Regions from separate parts of the Homo sapiens genome. Here all the other regions are linked to region 3. Evidence: chromatin loops called from intact Hi-C (ENCODE). Cell type or tissue: Caco-2. All regions are shown on one strand. Each heading gives the region's core, and the rest is flanking DNA. Links, peaks and the distances in the headings are about the cores only.

Region 1 (5,504 bases), core at 113-5,112, 58 kb before region 3:
CATCCTGCGTCTCAAAGATGGCAACTTCTCAATGGTCACTTCAATGTTTCTGCATAACCCTCCTGACCATATTCTTTTTCCTTTGCCACCAGGCTTAAACTTTTTGTAGGCATCTTTTTCTTCTTTACTAGATTTTAAATTACTTGAGAGCAAAGATCTTATTGCAACATATTGCTTCAGGAAACCTTCTTTTTCTATCAAATTGAATCTTTCGAGAATGACCAAATGCATAAACAAATAGATAAATGAATAAATAAACAAGAGCCCAAGTGAGAAACTTATTCATCTCATCTCCCATATTCTCTTGTAATATTAATCAATGTTAATTACAAAACCACAATGCAAATTATCTCTAAAATTCATTGACACTAGGTTCTAGTCTGGATTTCTTAAACCAAATAACTGGAGTAATTGAAACTAGAATAAGAATTTTTGGTTTAGTGAAGGTGAAAAAAACTTCTAGAATACTCCCTTTCACAAGAATAGAATGGACATCTTCAGGTTCATAAAATCTGAAAGAAGGAAGAGGTTGACATCCTCATTTCAGAATGAAGAGGGGAGAAAAGGCCACCAGTACTGATTGGATAGTTGCTGTGTGTTGGCAACCATGCTAGGCACTTTCAAGTAGTTTATTGAATTCACTTCCAGGGAAGCCACCTCAGTTTTATCTCCATTTTACAAATTAAAACTCTGACACTAAGAAGGTTTGCCAAAAGTATCACAGCTATGATCTGGCAGACCTGGTTCTTGAACCCCAGGCTGACATACAGAATGCCACTGTGAAAACTCTATCCCCTCACCTACTTCAAAATGGAATGCCTTCCAAGTCCCTTCCCTGTGTTATAATTACTGTTAATTTTCTACCAATACTTCCCTTCTCTCTTCTCTTCTCAAATGCCAAAATTTTATCTCACCTCCAATTCTGCTACCTTTCCCTACCCTTATGCACACTCCCTTCCTTGCCTAGCCTTGATCTCTTCTCAGAAATCTCCACTGGCCAAGAACGTGTTTCTTAGGACATGGCCACCCCCAGTCCTCTAAAAGTCTGTAGCACACTCTTTCACCCTCTCGAGATGTTCAGGGCCCTTCCTGGAGCTTGACACTTGACCAAAAAAAAAAAAAAAACATGAATAAAACACACATGTAAATTTGGCCTGGATCATTGATAATTATATAGTTATTTAACAACCTTCTATATTCAGGAGTCAAGCCTACACCGATCATGACAAATGACACCAACCTAATGACCACAGTAATTCATTGTCCTGTTTAAAGAGATTATTTAGCAAAGTCAAGGTTAAAACCATGTAACGGAACAAATTAAGGGGTGATATTACAGGACCTCCATCACACTTTTGGTATACACTTCAGCTAAGAAACATAGCTATATTTAATATTCCTCTAATTTTTAATTTTTTTCCCTTTGTACATTTTAAAATATCATAGGAGAGATTGTTTGAAATCTTGTAAGAAAATTTTTTTCCAGAAACTTTAGCCAATACAACCTTTGCTTTTTTCCATTTATTTTTTAAATTTCTTAATATGAAAAATTTAAGATTAAGACAATGGCTCTTTTCATGACTAAAAACAGCATTTCATAAGGGTCTGACCAAAGTTATAGCCCCATGCTATCATGTAATTCACATTTATTGGTGGAGAGCGGGGTGGGGGGTCAATTTCAATTTTTTAAAATGACACCAGGGTTAGAAGGCTCCCGTCAGTGAGCTTTGCCCCTATGGGCTGAGGGCCCCTGAACACACTGGAGAAAGCAAGGGCAGCCCAGTGACCTGTGCAGAGAATTTGTATCCTGTGTTTTAAAGGGAAAGAATATGAAGAAAGAAAAGTTCATTCTGAGATGAACAAGGAGTGTGGTTTAACCTGCCCCCTGTGTAATCACTCCGCATATGCAATGAAGGGAAGAAGGCACTGCATTTTTAAGAGCTCCACAATCTCCCATTTGGTGACATAGGATGTTTGCAAACTCCTGGAGGGAAGGGTTACTGTACTCAACCCACACTCCCTGTGGGCCATCAATGCCATTTATTTGTCATGATTTCAGCTGATTAATATGTAACCACAGAGGCAAAAGAAATAATTTCACAATCTGCACGTCGCAGCAATTTTCAAATTCCTTTAGGTTGAAAGCAATCACCAGCAAGGCTTTCTCCACTCTGACATATTTATTCTTCCTCTTCAGATTCAAACCATTCCAAAAAGTGAGCAAAAAATACAGCAAAAGCAGCCTGCTTGTCTACAGTATTTACATGCTTTACATACCCTAAAAATATATAGCTTATTAATGACTGATTTTCCAACCTCTTCAATAAGCTTTTTTATTAGTGTGACAATTTTTAACTTGTAAGTGTCAAGCCGTCTCTCACTGTGCGTGTCTCCTTTATGATATTTAATATAAAGATAGAAGAGTATTTATATCCCTCACAATAAGAGAACGAATTGTTTTAAGGTTATACAGCCTAGATGTGATAAAGAAAGAAGGAACCTTACAAAATGATAAATATTTTCATTAAAAAACTTTAAAACTAAAAGTTCAAAGATATGTTCTCCTCTCTTATTTCTTGTCAAAACATGACTTAAAACCCAAAACTAATCTACTTTCAATTTTATTCCATATTTCAGTGCTGTCATAGTACTCAGCAGAGAGTATTGGAATACGATCATTTTTTATTTTGGTGATGTTACCGACAGCTTTATTTCACAAAGCAATCTTATACTATGTCTACCAGTGGCAGGGCATAGAGGTCAAATAGTCTAGCCTTACAGGTAGAGAGCTTATTAAATGGCACGTCTATTAAACCCGATGGACAACATAAAGAAACATTACAGCAAAATACTTTTAACATAGTTCAATGAAGATATGGCTCAAAAGGGTAGTAAATAATTTAAACGGAGACCAATAGGGAATTTGTTATATTTTTTACTAGCATCTTCAAATTATATTTCAAGCAGAGTGGTTAGAATAGAGAAAAACACAAAAGCTTACAAACCTCATGTCGTGGGTATTTCCTACAGCAAATGTAAAAGGAACATCAACCCAAATCCAAATATTAATAAATCAACAATTCTATCACAGAGTTCATTTAAAACAATCTCAGCATAAATATTATATCACTGTGAACTAAGGAAACAGTTTTTTAAAAATTACCTTACTGTCTTTTTTATTTTTGTTTTGGAAGACAGTCAATTTTAAAATTCTACTTATGGTAGCACCAATTCATGACAAAACCTCACTTCTAAGAAAAACTGCACCAGAAGAATAGAATAGAAATAATATGGAAAATACGTGTTTACTTATTACATATTATTTGGTGTGAAAATCTAAATTAGAAAATAACATGTGTGAATTCATAGTTGGGAATTTCTTTTTTTTTCAGATATCCCTGGTAACTCTTTGGTTATCAAAAATCAAGCTGATTATCTTTTTAATCACAATGTTTTTCTCCTGTATATGTTCAACTATATTTAGGAAAACCAAAAGAAAAAGAAAAAGAAAAAGAACAGAATCCATGAAAGAGATCGCGACTTCTTATCCTTATATACAAGCTGTGATTTACGGCCAAAATAACTAACTGAATCTGTAACTTTTAATAAGTTTATCATAAATGCTATATCTCTTAATCCTGAAATTGGGTCTCTGGTCTCTTACCAGGAATATAAACTACTTGATCAAGGATTATCAGTGGATTCACCTAGTAGGATAATTAATAAGATACAGAAACATAAAACATGAGTTGTTAAAGTTTACAATTACCTTCCCTCACAGCATCGCTCTAAACGCACTGTCCTTGCTTCAGCACACAGTAAATCATCTACCTAAATGTATTTGCACCCAATCATTTTTTAAAGTCACAATCTTTGTAGTGTCAACTTGTCAAGGGTCAAAGGGAAGAACAGGCAAGATTCCCAAATCAATCTGCTTGTAGAAACTGTCTCATTTCATTTCAAATTACCTGCTGTGGTTGAAGCAGGCTATGGACAAACTGCCTCCTCCATAAACCATGACAGCACAGGTCGAACTTATGTGATCATTCATAAGGGGCAAGTCATGCCGGTTCTGTCATTAACTACTTTTAAACGGCTGTGCAGGGTTAAGTGATCTTGCAGGGCAGCCGCAGATATAAATACTGTTTGGACAGTTTAATGTCAAGAGACAACTCCTCTGGGATTAAAACTGTGTAACCCAATAGGATGGTTGTCGATACAAGGATTAAGGTACTTTGGTCCAGTTACTTGAAGTCATGCCTTTACATGTTTTGTCCAAGTGACCCTATAGGAGACCTCAAATGAGTGCCGTTCATCTACATCATGCAACTCCCAGACAGCATTCTGAGAATATTAAAAATAACTTCAGGCATTCAGAGGCTCACTCTCCCAGGTGTTCAAGAGTTTACGTTTGTCCTTGTGAGGCTGACCAGAAAATGAGAGCACATTGCTGTTGGGAGCAGGTGCCTTGCAGCAGCCTTACAGCCTTGGGCTTCCAGAGCTCATGATCAATGGGAATATCAAAGACCCACTGCTGTCCATAACATCAGGGAAGTTGGGTACAGTAAATTGTGCAAAAAAGAGCCATGATATAAGAAAAAGGACTGAAATGCCTATTCCATTGCTTTTCTAGTGCCCATCCCTTGAGATAAACCCTATAATGTCTAAAGATAACAACAGCTAGTATTTATTGAGTGCTTAGGATATGTTGGGCACTCACTGTACTAAGTGCTTTGTATGCATGACTCATTTGAATCTTACAATAACCAGTTGAGGAATCTATTATTGACCCCTGTTTATCATAGGTGAGAAAGCTACAGACCAGAGCAGGTAATCATTTGCCCCAAGTCAAAGAGCCAGTAGTGATGAAGAACAGGAACAAATACTGTGCCTGACTCCAGAACTCTCACTACAATGGTATGCCGCCTCCACTGTAATTATGACTCCTGTGAGAAATTCTACTTGCTTGACTTATAAAGTATTTATAATATACACTGGCTTAGCTTTCTTTAACATGCATTAGCTGCATGCAAAACTGTCTGAATCATTAAAAGAAAAGCGTTGCTAAGTTACTCAGAAACCAAAGAGAGCCAAATCAGGCTGATATGTGAGTATCTCTGTGGGTACACGAAGACTTTCCAGAGGGTACGTGGGCACAAATAGTTTTAAGGAAATGCATTTCAAAATCTTTTTCTAAAATTGATCCACCTGAGAAAATATAAACCTCCACTTCACCCAAAGCCTATGTACCAGGTCCCTGAAATTCCCTCCCCAATTCATCCCGTTAAGAGATGCATTTCAACCAAAAGATTTTTGTGTTTAAAACTCATCTATCAAATGTATCAAATAGGTTGTAATATATATATGGTGTTTTGATCAATTTCCAGTGCTACCTCAATACAGAGGAAAAATGTTAACATTTAGAACCTTATAGGATATTTGAAAAGAAATTTCAATTTATATACCTAGTTTTGTAGCAGAGAATTACGTGGTAGTTAATAAGG
Region 2 (5,504 bases), core at 264-5,263, 96 kb before region 3:
TATATTCTTCATATATATATGAAGAATATATATATATATTCTTCATATTCTAAAAAAACTCAAGAGAAATACTTTACTTACATTTACCTATTTGTTATAAAGGGTATTGCAAAGGACACAGATAAGCATCCAGATGAAGTAATACAGGGCAAGGTACCCAGGAAGGGGCACGGAGCTTCCATGCCCCCTCCTGATGGGCCACCCTTCAAGAACCTCCATGTGTTCAGCAATCCAGAAGCTCTCGAATCCTGTCCTTTTGGGTTTTTATGGCAGCTTCATTACATAGGCATGACTGATTACATCATTGGCCATTGGTGATCAACTCAACCTTCAGTCCCTCTCTCCTCCTTCAGGGCAGAGGTCGAGGGTGGGGGTTGAGGACAGAAGACTATAAATTCCAACCCTCTAATCACATAGTTGGTTCCTCTGGCAACCAGCTTCCATCCTGAGGCTATCCAGGCCCCACCACTACCCTAAAACACACACATATACCAGTTCATCGTGACAGCATGCAAATACACATCACTTTGGAGATTCCAAGGATTTTAGGAGCTATGTGCCAGGAACCAGAAGCAGAAACCAAATGTATATATTTGGTTATTATACCATAATATTACATCATTATAATTATATCATAATATTACACCATGTAACCTTCTTTTCAAGCATGAAGCCTAGCCCTGTGTTAGTAAGTGTCTCAGGCCAAGCCACTCAAGAACATTGCCTGTGGTCTATAGGATGCTGGATGGCCTTCTTCAAAGCCCAGAGCTTTCAGTATTTGGATAAATGTGGATCCTTCATGGACTTTGTGTGGGCTGCCTGACCACTCAGGCCTTTGTGAGTTGTGCTAAGAAGGGGGCTAGGGTTCTCTCTGCTCTTCAGGTAGCCACGCTAATATACTGTGGAGTTGGAATCAGCATTCGGGTTTCCTGACTGATCTCCGCATCTGGCTTCTCACAACCACCAATCACACAACATTCCCAGAGCTCTCATGGCAGATGTGCTGGCCCCATTCAGGACTCTCAATGACACCGTCCTCTCTGGAAATATTTTATACCAAATACAGCTATTACAATTGTGACTGTAAAAGAAAATAAATAAGGGAAAAACCTCTAGTTCCTGGACAAGTTTCCTTTTGCATGCTGTATGGAGCAGACCCAACTCCCCCAGCCCAAGCAACATTGATAAGAGTTGGGCTGTTCATACCTGTTACAGGAGTTTCCGCCTGAAGCAAATTATTGTTATTACCAGGTTATAAACCCTTAGAAGAATCCCTTAATGGAAAAGCTAACAGCCCATTAACTATAATGAGTGTCATATATAGGATGCGTTCCAGCAGAGGGAAGGCAACTGTGTTATCTCGGTCTTTGAGCAACCCCCGGGCTCATGACAAGGATGGTCGACACCAGACAGTGAGACCCTCCCGACAGGACAAACCACTCTGCCGTTATATGTGACTCTCTGGTCCCTGCATCAGTCCTGGAGAAACCCAGTTTATTTACAAGACCTGCCTTCCACCTTGAGAGAATGCAACACATCTGGGGGACAGTTTACAAAGAGGGGAAGTCAGCTACCGCCATCAGCAGACGTGAGACCGTTAGCCTCACACACCAGGCTGCAAGGCAGGGCCTGTTATCACAAACAAGCTGTTTGCTCACTGTTTGAATCTATTTCTGGAGACTGTTTACCTAAATGAAATTACTTATCCACTGGGGCAGGGTTCAAAGCTCAAAAGATAAGTGCAATCGGCTGTTAAAAAGATCCAAGCTTGGGAAAATGAGGGGGAAAGAACAAAGTCAGATTAATCCCAGGGGAAGAAAGTCTCAATGCCATAGAAATTACATGGCATTCCTTTAGACCATCAATTAATTTTAATTCCAAAAGTTCAAAGGCACTATTTAAAGGAACTAATTAATAGCTAATATTCTCCCCAGGGTGATCTAGTCTGGTTTACAAGAGCAACGGCATTGATGGGCTGAACGTTCGTTCCTTCTCTTGCTGATCATTACAGGTAACGCTAGCCTGAGTCCATGGAGGACAGATCTGGGAATTCCCATGCATGGAATAATAATGACACTTACTAGTCCTTACTCAGACTCTTGCTAAATTTTAGTTACTCTACCTCTGGGGACGTGGCTCACCGCAGTCATCCTTGAATTACGCTCTGTGGAAAAGTGGACCCTAAAGTCGAGGGTACATCTTGCTCTATGTAAGTTCTAGTATTGTTGTTCTTTACATAAGCTACTCTAGGGGAAAGTTCTTATTTGACTTTTTTTAACCTTAGGTGCAGAGTGTTGAGTTCATCATACTCCCACCTCCATTCAATGTCACTGGGCTGTACACGTGCCTTCTCTTTAATATTTTTTAAATTTCCTTTTGATCTTCCTACTCACTCCCATCCTCTCTCCTCCCACACATAGGCTGCTATCCTAAGGTGTTTAATGTTTATTTTGTTTGTCTGGATATCTCTGTCTTGTGTTCATGTATTTTTCCTTTTGCTCATAATCCTCTTACCCAAGTATTACTTTTATTCCTGTTACAATCAGGTCCTTGTCCATCTGCGTTTTCATTGTTTACGCATTGTAAGTAATATCCATGATAGAATATTTGTGTCCTGATTTTTAACATTTCTATAATGAGCTTTTCTTTTCTTTAGTCTTTGATAGACTTTTTTTCTTATCTCCCTGCACCCCCAGCAGGTGACCACTGCTAACAGCATGGGCAGGGTCTATCTCTCCACACGTCTTCAGGATCACTCAATCCTTTAAACTGGTAGTTACAGAAATGTGTGTGTGTGTGAGAGAGAGAGAGAGAGAGAGAGAGAGAGAGAGAGACAGAGAGAGAGAAAGTGAGAGAGAGAGAGAGAGAGAGGAGAGAGATTTGGTTTAATGAACTGGATTCGTAATCCATAGCTCTGTGGCTTGCTATTCTCATCTAAGAATATGTCATGATCATCCTTCCAGGGCAGTAGATCCGGATCTCTGGCATTCTTTTTTAATAGCTGTCTAGTAATTCATGGGATAGATGGATGTTCAGCAGTTCACCCAACCATCCCTCTACTGACGGGCATTTAGGTTGCACACGGTTTTTTATCACTACAAATAAAGCTGCATATTTATGCACGTGAATCCATAAATACTGGGGCTTTTACATCTATAGGGTAGATTTCCAGGAGGGTGCATAAATTTTTTACCTATATAAATGGTATTAAGTTAAATGCCACTTTGTATTTTTTATTTCTTCACTATGTACTATGCTTTTAATATCTATCCATGTTATAATTTGCAGACCTAATATGTTGGTTCTAACCACTGCACAATATTCCATAGTGAGCCCCCAGTTCACTTAACCTATCAGTCTCCAGATGCCTGTATATAATAGCAGCACAGTGGGTAAGGTGCTTTTTAAATACTACTGAAAGGTTAACGTGCTTAAAAATAAAGCACCAAGCCAGGTGGGGTGGCTCACACCTGTAGTCCCACCTACTACAGGGGTTGAGGCAGGAGGGTCACTTCAGCCCAGGAGTTTGAGGCCAGCCCGAACAACACAGAAGACCCCTATCTCTATAAATAAATAAATAAATAAATAAATATAAAGCATCAAATAGAAAACACGTAATTCCTGCTTTTTCAAACTCTCAATAGACTCGATTTTGGAAAACTGTTATGAGCAAACAGGGCACAAGAAAAAGGAGATCACAGGAATGAGGGGACTTGCATTTGTTGAAAATCTGTGTCAAGCACCTTACAAAAATCTTATTTGATTCTCAATGTAAACTTTGGAGGCAATAGTTTACTCACTGACCAGATAAGGAAACGAAGGGCCAGGTAGATTAAATGCATTCCTCGTACTCATGGTGGGACTGGGATTCAAAGCCAAGTCTTCTTGGCCCTTCCCACTACTCCTTGTGAACTGCAACCCAAACTAATGTCTCACTTTTTAGAAAAGGTCTCCTAAGGGGCATGGGGGATGGGTAGGGAAAGTACATGAGTATCACAAGATTGTCGATCTAAAATTTCATCCAAGGATTCTGAAAACACTGAAAATTGATATTCTTCTCAATGAAAATTAATGGACTTAATCTTCCAAAAAGCTTGGAAAGTCTAACCAATTTCTAGAGCTTTTGTGGGAAGACGCTGGTGTTACCAAGAACAGCATGATTATAGGTTAAATTCAGAGTTTTCCTGATTCGGGGAAGAGGCCAGGCCTCGCTCGCAAAGGAAAGGCCTCAGGAAGCCACGTGAAATGCGGTCAGATCATTAATGATGTTGCTGCGCATGGAAGGAGGGTGAAATGAATGCTCTGGAACAACAACAGATTTCTGCCCAGCGTCCTGGGACTGTCACAGGGTTCTTGTTTGGCACTGGACTTTCTCTTTCTAAATACAAGGGACCTGCCGTGGTAACCTGCTGTGGTCAGTTGTGTGGAAGGATCTAGAAACCATCATAATCCAGCCAGCAGCAGTTACTGGGCATGTATGCCAGGCCATGGGTAAAGCACAAAAGAGGAAGATGAAATGATAAATCAAGGATATTAACTGTTTGCATAATTTTTTGCCCCGGAATCCAGAAGCAAAACCGAGGCTTGATGCATTTAGAAATTTTAAAGTGAACTGAGACCCAGCACCTAACCAGCTCGGGTTGCTGGGTCGTCACTCGTGACACTCAGTTTCAAAGGCACAATAAGAGGCAAGGTTAGCTGCCCGGTCCTCTTCCACACCACTAAGCAGCCACCAAACCAGCTTGGGTTCTCGAGGAAAACAGTAGAGATAGAGAGAGGGAGGGGTGCAAGAAATTCAAATCATTTCACCAACGGAGTGTATTAGTCCGTTCTCACACTGCTAATAAAGACCTACCCAAGGCTGGGTAATTTATAAAGGAAAGAGGTTTAATTGACTCACAGTTCTGCATGGCTGGGAGGCCTCAGGAAACTTACAATCACGGCAGAAGGAGCCTCTTCACAGGGTGGCAGGAAAAGGAATGAGTGCTCAGTGAAGGGGGAAGCCCTTTATAAAACCATCACATCTCCTGAGAACTATCACGAGAACAGGGTGGGGGAAACCTACCCCATGATTCAATTATCTCCACCTGGTCCCTCCCACGACACGTGGGGATTATGGGAGCCACAATTCCAGATGAGATTTGGGGCTGGGCGAGGTAGCTCATGCCTGTAATCCCAGCACTTTGGGAGGCCAAGGTGGACAGATCACTTGAGGTCAGGAGCTCAAGACCAGCCTAGCCAACATGGCGAAACCCTGTCTCTACTAATAATACAAAAAAATTAGCCAGGCATGGTGTTGCACACCTGTAATCCCAGCTACTCAGGAAGCTGAGGCAGGAGAATTGCTTGAACCTGAGAGACGGAGTTTGCAGTGAGCCGAAATTGAGCCACTGCACTCCAGCCTGGGCAACGGAGTAAGGCTCCGTTTCAAAAATAAATAAGTAAATAAAGATGAAATTTGGGTGGGGACACAGCCCCTATAGGAAAAGGCAAGTACAACACAC
Region 3 (5,504 bases), core at 303-5,302:
TGCACGTTCTGGTCCAGCTGGGCATGGATAGATGAGGTGGGACAGGTTGCTTGCAGAGGACTTGGGGCAGTTTGGACTGAGTAGATAGTGCAGAGCTTCTGAGAGTGTTTGACCAGGCAAGGCCCTGAGCAGTGCTGTCCTTAGAAAGGATTAGGCCAGCAACTATGAATAGGATGAACTGAAATAAAGCTAGAAAGCCCAGGGAAAACCATTTGTTACCCCTAAAATTGGCAAAGATTAAGAAGTCTGACAAGTGTTGGAAAGTATCTGGGGAAACAGTTTTCCAACAGTTGAAAATCAATTTGGTAATATCTCTTAAAAGTTAAATTGTGCATATTCAAAATGTAGCAATCCTGCATCTAGGAATCAAGACTAAGAAACTATTGCCTATATATTAGTGAAAAAAATATAAACAATCATATATTCACTAATAAATGGACTGATAAAATGTGGTATTATTTATGCCATGAAATGCTAGACAGCAAATAGCCGGGTGTGGTGGCTCATGCCTATAATCCCAGCACTTTGGGAGGCCAAGGCGGGCAGATCACCTGAGGTCGGGAGTTTGAGACCAGACTGGCCAATATGTTGAAACCCCGTCTCTACTAAAAATACAAAAATTAGCCGGGCTTGGTGGCAGGCGCCTGTAGTCCCAGCTACTTGGGAGGCTGAGGCAGAAGAATTGCTTGAACCCGGGAGGCAGAGGTTGCAGTGAGCTGAGATCGTGCCACTGCACTCCAGTCTGGGTGACAGAGCGAGAGTCTTTCTCAAAAAAAAAAAAAAGAAAAAGAAAGAAAAGAAATGCTAGACAGCAATTAAAAATAATGAATATATATATATAGATGGGTGTGTGTGTGTGTGCACGTGTGTGTGTGTCTGTACAAAAACATGGCTAGACCTTAAAAACAATGCTCAGAGAAAGTAAACAAATCATATAACAGTTGGCTGGGCATGGTGGTTCATACTTGTAATCCTAGCATTTTGGGAAGCAGAGGCGGGAGGATCTCTTGAGGCCAGGAGTTTGAGACCAGGCAACATTGTAAGATCCCATCTCTACAAAAAAAAAAAAAAAATTAGCCAAGCATAGTGGCACAAACCTGTAGTCCTAGCTACTTGAGAGGCTGGAGCAGGAGGATCACTTGAGCCCAGGAGGTCGAGGCTGCAGTGAGCTATGATCATGCACTCCAGCCTGGGTGACAGAATGAGATCCTCTCTCTCTAAAAAAGAAAACATTTATGTATATTTAAATCCATAAAACAATACTACATATTAACTATGGGTACATACAAATATATATAAAATATTAAAAAGTATACAAACTGAACATGGGCTCTGGGAAGTGAGGACAGAAGGAGGAAATGGACTTGGAATTAATATTCAAAGGCAACTTGATTTTATCATCAATGTTTTGTTTTATTTCTTTAAAAAAATTGAAGAAGATATGACAAAAATAATAACAGTTGTTAATTTTGAATGATGGGAATATAGTAGCGTTTACTGGGAATCAGAAGAGAGATGCTAGTCACAGATGGAAAAACTAACAGGATTTCAGGACTGGGTGGGTTAGTAGAGGGTATAAAGTTGCCAGAAAGAACGAAGAATAAAAATTATATTCTTTCTTTTCTTTAACAATGAGAGGCTAGCCACACCATTAAAAGAACTAAAAAACAATGAGCTCCACTTTAGAAAGGTTTGTCTTATTAATGAGACAGCCAAATCATGGCCAGCAAAAAGTCAGAATTCAAAAACCCAAGCTGGCACTGACAAGCTATCCTGCAAAAGTAAGGAATAAAATAGGTGCCTCATTCAATATCCTCAAAAAAAAATTTTTAAGACTTTTTTAAGGTCCATAGAGAGTTCACTTTGTGTATTTGGCTTGTTTACAACATATATAGAAACCCAACCACAGTGTCCTATACTCAACAATTGAAAGTGAGGTTACTAAATTTTAATACACATTTCTAGAAAGCCTGGGGGTCTGACTCTGAAAATAAGCCATTCTAGTAAGACAACTTGTTAAGAGTTTCCTTTCAGTAAGCAACATCGACTAACAGAGCAAACAATGATCCAAATTTACACTGTTCGAATTAAAATTTCAAGCATTAACCTCTATTTTGAAATCAATCTCCCTGTCTTTACATAAAGATTATCAACTTCCAATTATCAGAAGAATGCAGCTTATCTTTATTAAAATGTACCCCCCCAATATTTCATGATATTTACATGTTTGCATAGTACTTTCCTATCCTTTTGTAACATGTTTTGCAACTCCTGAAAAGTCAATAGTCTTAGCTCTTCTCTAAAGGGGGAAACACAAGAGACTGAGTGACTAGTTCAGGGTGACTCACAGGCAGAGTCAACATTGGAACTCGGAACACTGAGCCTGGCATTCCAAGTTCCCAAAACCTTGAGGCTCTTGCTAATCCCAGCAGAATTTTCTTCTTTACAGGGCTGTGCTTCTTTGAGGCCTCTGAGACTAGAATGTTAGTGTCCAAAGCTTTCTCTTTCAAAAGTAGTCAATAGTCAGAAATAAATGTTGGCCTGCAAGTTCAATCTTTTTCTTTTTTTTGAGACAGGGTCTCACTCAGTTGCCCAGGTTGGAGTGCAGTAGCACAATCATGGCTTACTGCAGCCTTGACCTCCTGGGCTCAAGCGATCCTCCTGCTTCAGCCTTCCAAATAGTTGGGACCACAGGCATACCCCACCACACCCAGCTAATTTTTAAAATTTTGTAGACATGATGGTCTCACTTTGTTGCCCAAGTTGGTCTCAAAGTCCTGAGTTCAAGGGATCCTCCCACCTTGGCCTCCCAAAGTGCTGAAATTACAGGTATGAGCCACCGCTTCTAGTCCATCTTCACTTTTTAAAAGGCATAGCTAAACTGCATTGATACAACCTAATGATCTCCCTAATTAATGTAACTTTGCTGGTAATTGTTTTTTTAGAGTCCTCTGTTTAAGATTGGGTTAAATTCAAATCAAATGGTACTGTTTAAACTGTTTGCTGTTTTTTGTGTTTGTTCCCCGTTAGTGCTATCTTGGACATGCTGAGCTTCTAACTGCCACAGGGCTGTTTTGCTACTACTGACCTTATAAAGCCAACAGTTAGTGACTGTGTATATAAGGATTTAAGAGATTATTTTACCAGAATAAGGTTGCTTTGTAGCCATCCGGTGTAAATGGTGTTTCTTTCCATTAACAAATTGAAGAGCTCTTAAGCACCTGAAATTAAATAACAGCTTAAAAAATAAATTAATATACAAAAAATTTAGGTTTACTGACAATATCAGATTATTTCCCATTAAAAAAAATCACCCAACTCTTTTTTCTGATGCCTTTCACGTGGGACTTCAAAAAGCTTTTCCAAATATTTTCACTATCTGTAGTTCTCATTCTAATTTTGTAAATTAAAAAAAAAAAAGAGCCAAATAACTGACCCAAAGTTATGCAGTCAGTTGGTAGTAAAAGCCAAATAAGAGCTCAAATTTAATCTAGTCGTTAGAATCTGCCACAGTGTCCTCTTCGCTAAGTTGTACTACTGCCTCATTTTATTTCCCTTAAAAAATAATTGTTTGCATATCAGTTAAACTGGTCACATTGAAATATAAAACACGCCAGTATTATCAAGAGGTCCTTTCTTAAAGCAACAAAATACAATCACCTTTGTGCTAAAAATAAGCTATAAAAATAATTGTGTACCTTATAAATTTATCTACAAGTTTTAGCCTTCATTATATTCATTAATTAAACTGCCATAAATCTTCCTTTCCTATTGCTAAGATATTCTTAAACTTGCATACAAAGCACCAAAATGCACATCAGCCACAACACACACAAATTCATCACTCAATCTCGGTCCATTACTCTTGCCAAGGTCAGTATAGAATATTCTTGAAATTTTCACTTGTAGAATGAATAGATGTTTTGTAAGGATTATCTATTCAGGCAGAAAAAAAGGGGGGAGGGGAAGAACACAAGAAACAATTAGCTATTCAACTGGTACTGAGCAAATTCCAAGTACGGAATCCTTTGTTTGTTTTTATCTTGTTTTTGTTTTTCTTACCTACCTTGGGACTCCAGTCCACGAGAAGAAATACATCTTGTGAGATTTTTGTACAGCCTTTCTACAAACCTCCGTAGAGAAGGAGACGTTGTTGTCAGTTTTGGCTTCCTTTTGCAGTCAGGGACTGGGACCCAGAGTTATCTATTTGCATTTCAACACCCTTCTTTTGTTTTCGGTCCCACAAGAGGCTCAACCAGTTCAAAAGCAGGTAAGGCAGTTAGATCATTGTAATGACCCTAGAAAACTCAAAGGAGAAAACTTTTGCAAACAATGTGGTTATTTTAGCAAAAAACTACTACTTATTTCATCAGTCAAGCCTACAGAGCTCAAGCTAGACCATCTTGTTAAAAATTTACCTTAGGTTGTTCTTAATTCTCTCTGTGCCCTAGAGAGAGAAGAATGATGGTGGAAAGCAGGGTTAGAGAACAGAGAGGAGGAGAGTTCTGCATCCAGAATCTCTTCTGAATAAACAAATATCGCTAAAATATCCAAATATTCACAGGAATTTACAGGTCACATTATTGCATTTGATTCTGAGAGCAACAGCCTCTGTCATTTCTGCTGAAGGAGCATTCCTATATAACTCTAACAAAATTAAGAGAAAAGAATACTTTCTAGGTGGAGAGAGTTGGAGAGGACGGGTAAAGGTGCAGCCATCCCAGTGTCTGAAGGACACTCAGACACAAATGCTGCTGGTGTATACTTCCTGTCACACCCACTCAGATGACTACATGGTCAAGATTCCAGAATGTGATCCCGACGACAGCTTTCTAAGCATTTAATATTCCAAGAGGCATCAGCAGATAAAAATGTGCAGAGTTGCAAATTTTTAATAGAAAAATCCCCCAGGGTCTATGTTGAAGGTCAGTGTTTGGGAAAAGGCTATATTATAATGGGGCTATGGAGTCACAGATTAGAGACGGAAGGGACCATAAGGTTCATTTCCTCAAGGTCCGTGGTTACACAGCTGGTTTGTGACAGGCTATGAGCTCTCTGGGGTCTCAATCTCACGCTCTTGAGCTTTTGGTTACCAAACCTGCTTAGATGAGATCCACAGTGAGGTTATATTGTAAAAATTCTAAGACTTGGCAAGTCAGCCTATAATGAAGATATATATGCATAGACTTCAAAGGACTGACCTTGTCATCACCTACAATAGCTCTGCCGCAAGATTACTGATTCAGGCATTCAGCTTTTGGATAAGCATCTTTCCTTCCAACTTGCATGACAACAACTCCAACTGCTCTTAGAAATATTGGGGCCTCCAGTCTATTGATCCATCTGCTTTCTCCCAATTCATTAGCCTTCAGCTGTTTTCACTTTCCTTCTTACTCAATTTTTATTCCATGGTCTGTTATTACTATATCCTTTTTGCCAATCCCTTAAACTCCCTTCCTCTCTGTTTTTTCTACAAACCTATCTAGGAAAACGACAGCCCTCAT
Region 4 (5,504 bases), core at 151-5,150, 77 kb before region 3:
GGCCCTGTTGCCCCATTTTAGGTTTTAAACAGGGACCATAGTCCCATTTACATGATTTCCTTTTGCATGCCTTCCTGCACTAGAAAAGGTTTTATTTTTCCACCGAAGGGGCTCAGCAACTGTTTTTTGATTGATGGAACTAGAGGCTAGACCAGTGTTAATGAGAGGATCATTTTGAAGAGAGTCATCAAAAACCTTCAGCAGAAATAGCATGGAACTCCTGGCAGCCTAATTTCATTTGTCCTGGGACCATGTTTCCTCACCAGTTTACCACGCCAAGCCATAATTTTTTGCATAGTGAAAACATCAACGCCTTTTATATATTCATTTAAAGTAACTTATTCATTATTATAAAAAGCTTTTTTTATTGCTTAGTTAATAATAAACGTGAATCACCAACAATGAGATAAGTATTCTCAAGAAACCACCAAGATACAGACTTGGTATTCAAGTACTTACACATTTTTTAATCACCCAATAAAAATGTAAGATGTTTATTATTATTAACATTCACAATTGGAAAGCTTGATAATGTCCTGTAGGCCAATAGCTCTTATTCTTCTAGATCCTAAAAGCAGGTGCCAGAGCAGAACTCACGGGGTTGGTGCTTGTTCCCTTGGCATTCTGCATATCTCAGCATACGAAAACTGCTAGTGCAATAATATTCTGCTTTAAAGCTATAGATAAAAAGAGTGACATGCAGTGCCGTGCTGTAATCCTCTCCAGGGCATCTAGGAACTGATCATTTTGTTTCATGAGGTCCACATTATTATCTAACTCATAAAATGACTTCTCGCATTCGAAATAAATTAATCTTGCTTGTTCCCCTCAATAACATATACTCGTATGAGTATAAACAGAGACAAGATTTGCTAAATTATTATTGATGGCTGTAGGCAAAAGAGCCATATCAGAAGCAGGCATATCCCAAGCTTTTACCATGATCAGGAGCTCATACTGTTTTACCTGTCAATATATCTGGTTTCTGTACTCTGGTTGCCAGAGAGCTCCAACTGTAGACCTGGATGAGTTGTCAGGCACCACTTCCTGTACTTCCAGCCAAGTGAGACAAATGAAACCTCTTCATCCTGTGCAGTTGAAGTGCAGGAAGTTGAACCATTTCTTCCAAGCTTAGCTCCCTTTGCTCTATTCTATTCCATGGACTCCTTCACCTCCTGAACAAGACAAGACCAGGAAACGTGCAGCAGCAATTCCAAAGTTCCAATTCCCAAAAGTAAGTGGCTGTGTAAGGGCATCCTCTAATGATCCCCCAAAACAGAAGTCACAGATCTTAAGAATCTGCTTTCAAGGATGCCCATAGTAGTTATCAGTTTCCCCCCTCCTCGGCTCTGTCGTAAGACCAATTCCACAGCAAAGGAAAACACTTAGAAACTGTTTAAAATGCTTAGTTCAGTTATTCTGGAAAGCAGTTTGGAGATTTCTCGAAGAACTTAAAATAGAGCTGCCATTCAACCCAGCAATCGCATTTCTGGGTATATACCCAAAGGAAAATAAATCATTCTGCCAAAAAGACACATGTACTTGCATGCTCATCACAACAGTATCCACAACAGTGAAGACCTAGGTGCCCATCCATGGTGGATTGGATAAAGAAAATGTACATATACACCATGAAATACTACGCAGCCATAAAAAAACAAAATCATGTGCTTTGCAGCAACATGGATGGAGCTGGAGGCCATTATCCTAAGGGAATTAATGTGGGAACAAAAAATCAAGTACCACGTGTTCTCACTTCTAAGTGGGAGCTGAACATTGAGTACACATGGACATAAAGATGTGAACAATAGACACTGCAGACTACTAGAGGCGGGAGGGGTGGAAGGGTATGGGTTGAAAAGCCACCTATGGGGCCCTATGCTCACTGCCTGGGTGAGAGGATCCATACTTCAAACCTCAGCACCACATAATATACCCATGGAACAAGCCTGCACATGTACTCCCTGAATCTAATATAAAAGTTGAAATTACATAAATAAGTAAATAAAATAATCTTCAAAATAACAACATTAAAAATGTAATAATTTGACCACTAAATTAGAATTATTTGGACAGAGGTACAGTATAAGACATCTAAAACACTAGCTGTTTCTTGAGAATACTTATCTCATTGCTGGTGATTCATGTTTATTATTAACTAAGCAATAAAAAAATTAAATGCTTTTTATTTATTTATTTATTTATTTATTTTTCCTTGGGACAGAGTTTCACTCTGTCGCCCAGACTGGAGTGCAGTGGCCCAATCTCGGCTCACTGCAACCTCCACCTCCCAGGTTCAAGAGATTCTCCTGCCTCAGCCTCCCGAGTACCTGGGTCTACAGGTGTATGCCACCACACCCAGCTAATTTTTGTATTTTTAGAAGAGACTGGGTTTCACCATGTTGGCCAGGCTGGCCTTGAACTCCTGACCTCAGTTGATCCTCCAGCCTCAGCCTCCCAAAGTGCTGGGATTACAGGCATGAGCCACCATGCCCAGCCTAAAAGCATTTTATAATAATCTTTGTATTTGCAAGATGAAGAGAATATGTTAGATGGTGCCCTTAGTTTGGGCTGTGATAACAAATACCACAGACTGAGTGGTTTAAACAAAAATGTATTTATCCTAGTTCTGGAGGCTGGAAGTTTGAGATCAGAATGCCAGCACGGTTGAGTTCTTGGTGAAAGACCTCCTCCTGGTTTATAGACAGCTTCTTCCTGCATCCTCACATGGAGGAAAGAGAAATCATCTCTCTCTGTCTCTTCTTATATGAACACTAATCCCATTCATGAGGCCTCCCTCCCTTATGACCTAGTTATCTCCCAAAGGCCTGACCTCAAATACTACCACATTGGGAATTAAGATTTCCACATGTGCATTTTGAGAGGACACAAACATTCAGTCCATAGCAGACAGCAATGTTTTAAATTTTGCCATAGGCAAGTCCAGGACAGAACCTTTGGAATTTCAAACCTCCCTACTCCTGCTACTAATAACCATTCCCTACAGGCCTTGAGCTAAAAATATCCTCCACATTGGGTAAGCTGGAAGAAAAATAAATATTTACCCACCATGAATGACTCCTTTGCCTAATAAACACTGTGTCAAACTTGGTTGCTTTGTCAAGAGGCAGTAAAAAATAGGACTCCAGGTGAGGTGGCTCCCCTACCTATAAACTCAGCTACTCGAGAGGCTGAGGATGGAGGATGCTTTGAGCCCAGAAGTTCAGAGACCAGCTGGACAACATAGTGAGACCCGGTATCTTAAAAAAAGAAAAAAAGAACATTCCAGAACATTTGAGCCATGAAGACACCAGCACAACAAATATTTAGTATCACCATGAAGTCAGTCATTTACAATTTAAAGCTATTCTGTCCTCAAGAGACAGGAAAATTGAAGCTAAAGGGATGCTAAAAGATGGCAGGGAATGTAAATATGCCACCTTAAAAGGGTGAGCTCTGCCGACCAAGGACCAAGAGATCAAACTGGGAGATGGTTCATTTGTCCCTAAAGCCAGTTTAATTTCAGCAATTAACAAAACAGTATTTCATAAAACGAACACAACAGTTTAGTATCAACAATTAATATCAACAATTAAAACCTAGATATCCTATTTCACAACCTTTAAAATTGGCAACTCAAGCTGAGAGCAGGGGCATGAGCCTGTAGCCTCAGCTGAGGCAAGAGGGTTGCTTGAGCCCAGGAGTTTGAGACCAGCCTGGGAAGCATAGTGAGACCCCACCTCTTAAAAAAAAAAATGGTAACTCAACTTCTGGCACATATTAACTAATAACTTTTCTAGTTTGGCCTTTGCCATGGTTTTTTTGTTTTTGTTTTTGTTTCTGTTTTTTGAGATGGAGTCTCGCTCTGTCACCCAGGCTGGAGTGCAGTGGTGCAGTCTCGGCTCACCGCAACCTCCACCTCCTGGGTTCAAGTGATTCTCCTGCCTCAGCCTCCCAAGTAGCTGGGACTACAGATGTGTGCCACCACGCCTGGCTAATTTTTTTGTATTTTTAGTAGAGACGGGGTTTCACCGTGTTAGCCAGGATGGTCTCGATCTCCTGACCTCGTGATCCGCCTGCCTCGGCCTCCTGAAGTGCTGGGATTACAGGCATGAGCCACTGCACCCGGCCTGCCATGTTTTTTTGTTTTTTTTTTTTGTTTTTTTTTTTTAGGGCTAAAGACTAAAACTGTTCCCATAAAGCCTTTTCTCTGTCAGAACCTGCAGTTCTACCATTCATTCAGCTGCTCAAGCCCCCGACCCATTGAGCTCAATGACACCAGCAAGTCCTGCAGCTTTTGTCTCCCAAACACCAAATTTCATCTAACAACAGGCCACGGATTGTTAGATGCACCATTGTCACTCGTATCTCTAAGAAAGAATCAGTATCACCAATTCTAAGCCTTATCCCCATTTTAGAGATAAAAACATGAAACATACTTACATTTCAGGATCAAGGTAATATGGTATATCTTGACTCTTAAGTCTTCCTCATCCAGTGTCACCACCCTGGTCCAGGCCCCCTTCATATCTCACCTGGACCTCAGCAACCATGGGCTGCTAACTAGTCTCCTTTACTCGTGACCCCTTCCAACCCATTCTCCATTCCACTGCCAAAATCACAATTTTTATAATACAAATCTTATCATACAATATGAATCTGGTCATTGTTGGTTTCAAAGTCTTCAGTGGCTTCCAATTGCTCTTGGCATGAAGATCTAACTCCTCAAGAGAGCCTGTAAGACCATGATTGATCTGACTTCTGTCGTCTCATCTCTCAGCAGCTTCTCAGGCAATATCTCACCTGCAACCATATCTGACCCCCTCCTGAGTTCTTCATACATCTCAACTGCCATACACTCGACTTCCTCTGCTAACTCATCCTCTCTCTTTACCTGGCTAACTCCTATCTGTCCACCTTGTCCATCTTGTCTGTCAAAGCTGGCCCTGGCCACTCTCTCATAAGAACAGGTGTGGTCCCTACTACTTGCTCCCATAGCACTCTGTACTTTGCCTGCACAGCACTTGGCACACCTGGAATGATTTGCTTAATTATTTACTTAACTGTGTGTTTTTCCAACTTAAAGTTCTATGACACTGGGATTGATTTTAATCAGAGCAGATTCACTTGTGTCTAGCACAGTATCTGGTACATGTACATGTAGGGTGCTCCATAATATGTGTGTGTGTGTGTGTGTGTGTGTGTGTGTTGTTTTTGGGTTTTGTGGGGTTTGGGTGTTTTTTTTTTGTTTTTTTTTTGAAACGAGGTCTTGCTCTGTCGCCTAGGCTGCAGTGCGATAACATGATCAGGGCTCACCGCAGCCTCAAACTCTTGGGCTCAAACAATCCTCCCACTTCAGCCTCCAGGGTAGCTGGGACTACAAGTTCATGCCACCATGCCCAGCTAATTATTCTGATACCATTTTTAACAGGTATTAGAATTCTTTCTCCTTTAACAGGATTAACTTTTAAATATATCCCACAATTGAGCTCTATATAGTTTTT

Evidence for each region. Hi-C counts contacts between places; a loop is a spot of excess contacts. Peaks named below come from ENCODE experiments on the same cell type or tissue, not always from the same donor. Only the 100,000 strongest peaks of a DNase experiment are listed, where the experiment ranks them.
Region 1: a loop joins it to region 3, with 7 times the contacts of the local background. A loop is called at or near these places in 6 of 110 quality-filtered maps.
Region 2: it touches region 3 in a loop (8-fold over the local background); 2 of 110 quality-filtered maps call a loop at or near these places.
Region 4: it touches region 3 in a loop (6-fold over the local background); 5 of 110 quality-filtered maps call a loop at or near these places.

The regions. Positions count from the first base shown.
Region 1 is chr1:200,312,516-200,318,019 of GRCh38, forward strand. No RefSeq gene overlaps it. Among named protein-coding and RNA genes, the nearest start is that of LINC00862, 59 kb to the right of the region's middle. In Caco-2, for the core only: no CTCF peak of the experiment used is centred there; a DNase peak (open chromatin) is centred at 2,006.
Region 2 is chr1:200,273,969-200,279,472 of GRCh38, forward strand. No RefSeq gene overlaps it. Among named protein-coding and RNA genes, the nearest start is that of LINC00862, 97 kb to the right of the region's middle. In Caco-2, for the core only: a CTCF peak has its summit at 2,718; DNase peaks (open chromatin) are centred at 363 and 1,623.
Region 3 is chr1:200,369,949-200,375,452 of GRCh38, forward strand. It overlaps LINC00862 (long intergenic non-protein coding RNA 862), which reads right to left and starts at 3,844. Exons shown (of 5, transcript NR_040064.1): 1 at 3,699-3,844; 2 at 3,145-3,221; 3 at 1,098-1,217. RefSeq lists enhancers at 2,198-2,728, 4,125-5,324. In Caco-2, for the core only: no CTCF peak of the experiment used is centred there; a DNase peak (open chromatin) is centred at 2,373.
Region 4 is chr1:200,293,398-200,298,901 of GRCh38, forward strand. No RefSeq gene overlaps it. Among named protein-coding and RNA genes, the nearest start is that of LINC00862, 78 kb to the right of the region's middle. In Caco-2, for the core only: no CTCF peak of the experiment used is centred there; a DNase peak (open chromatin) is centred at 3,054.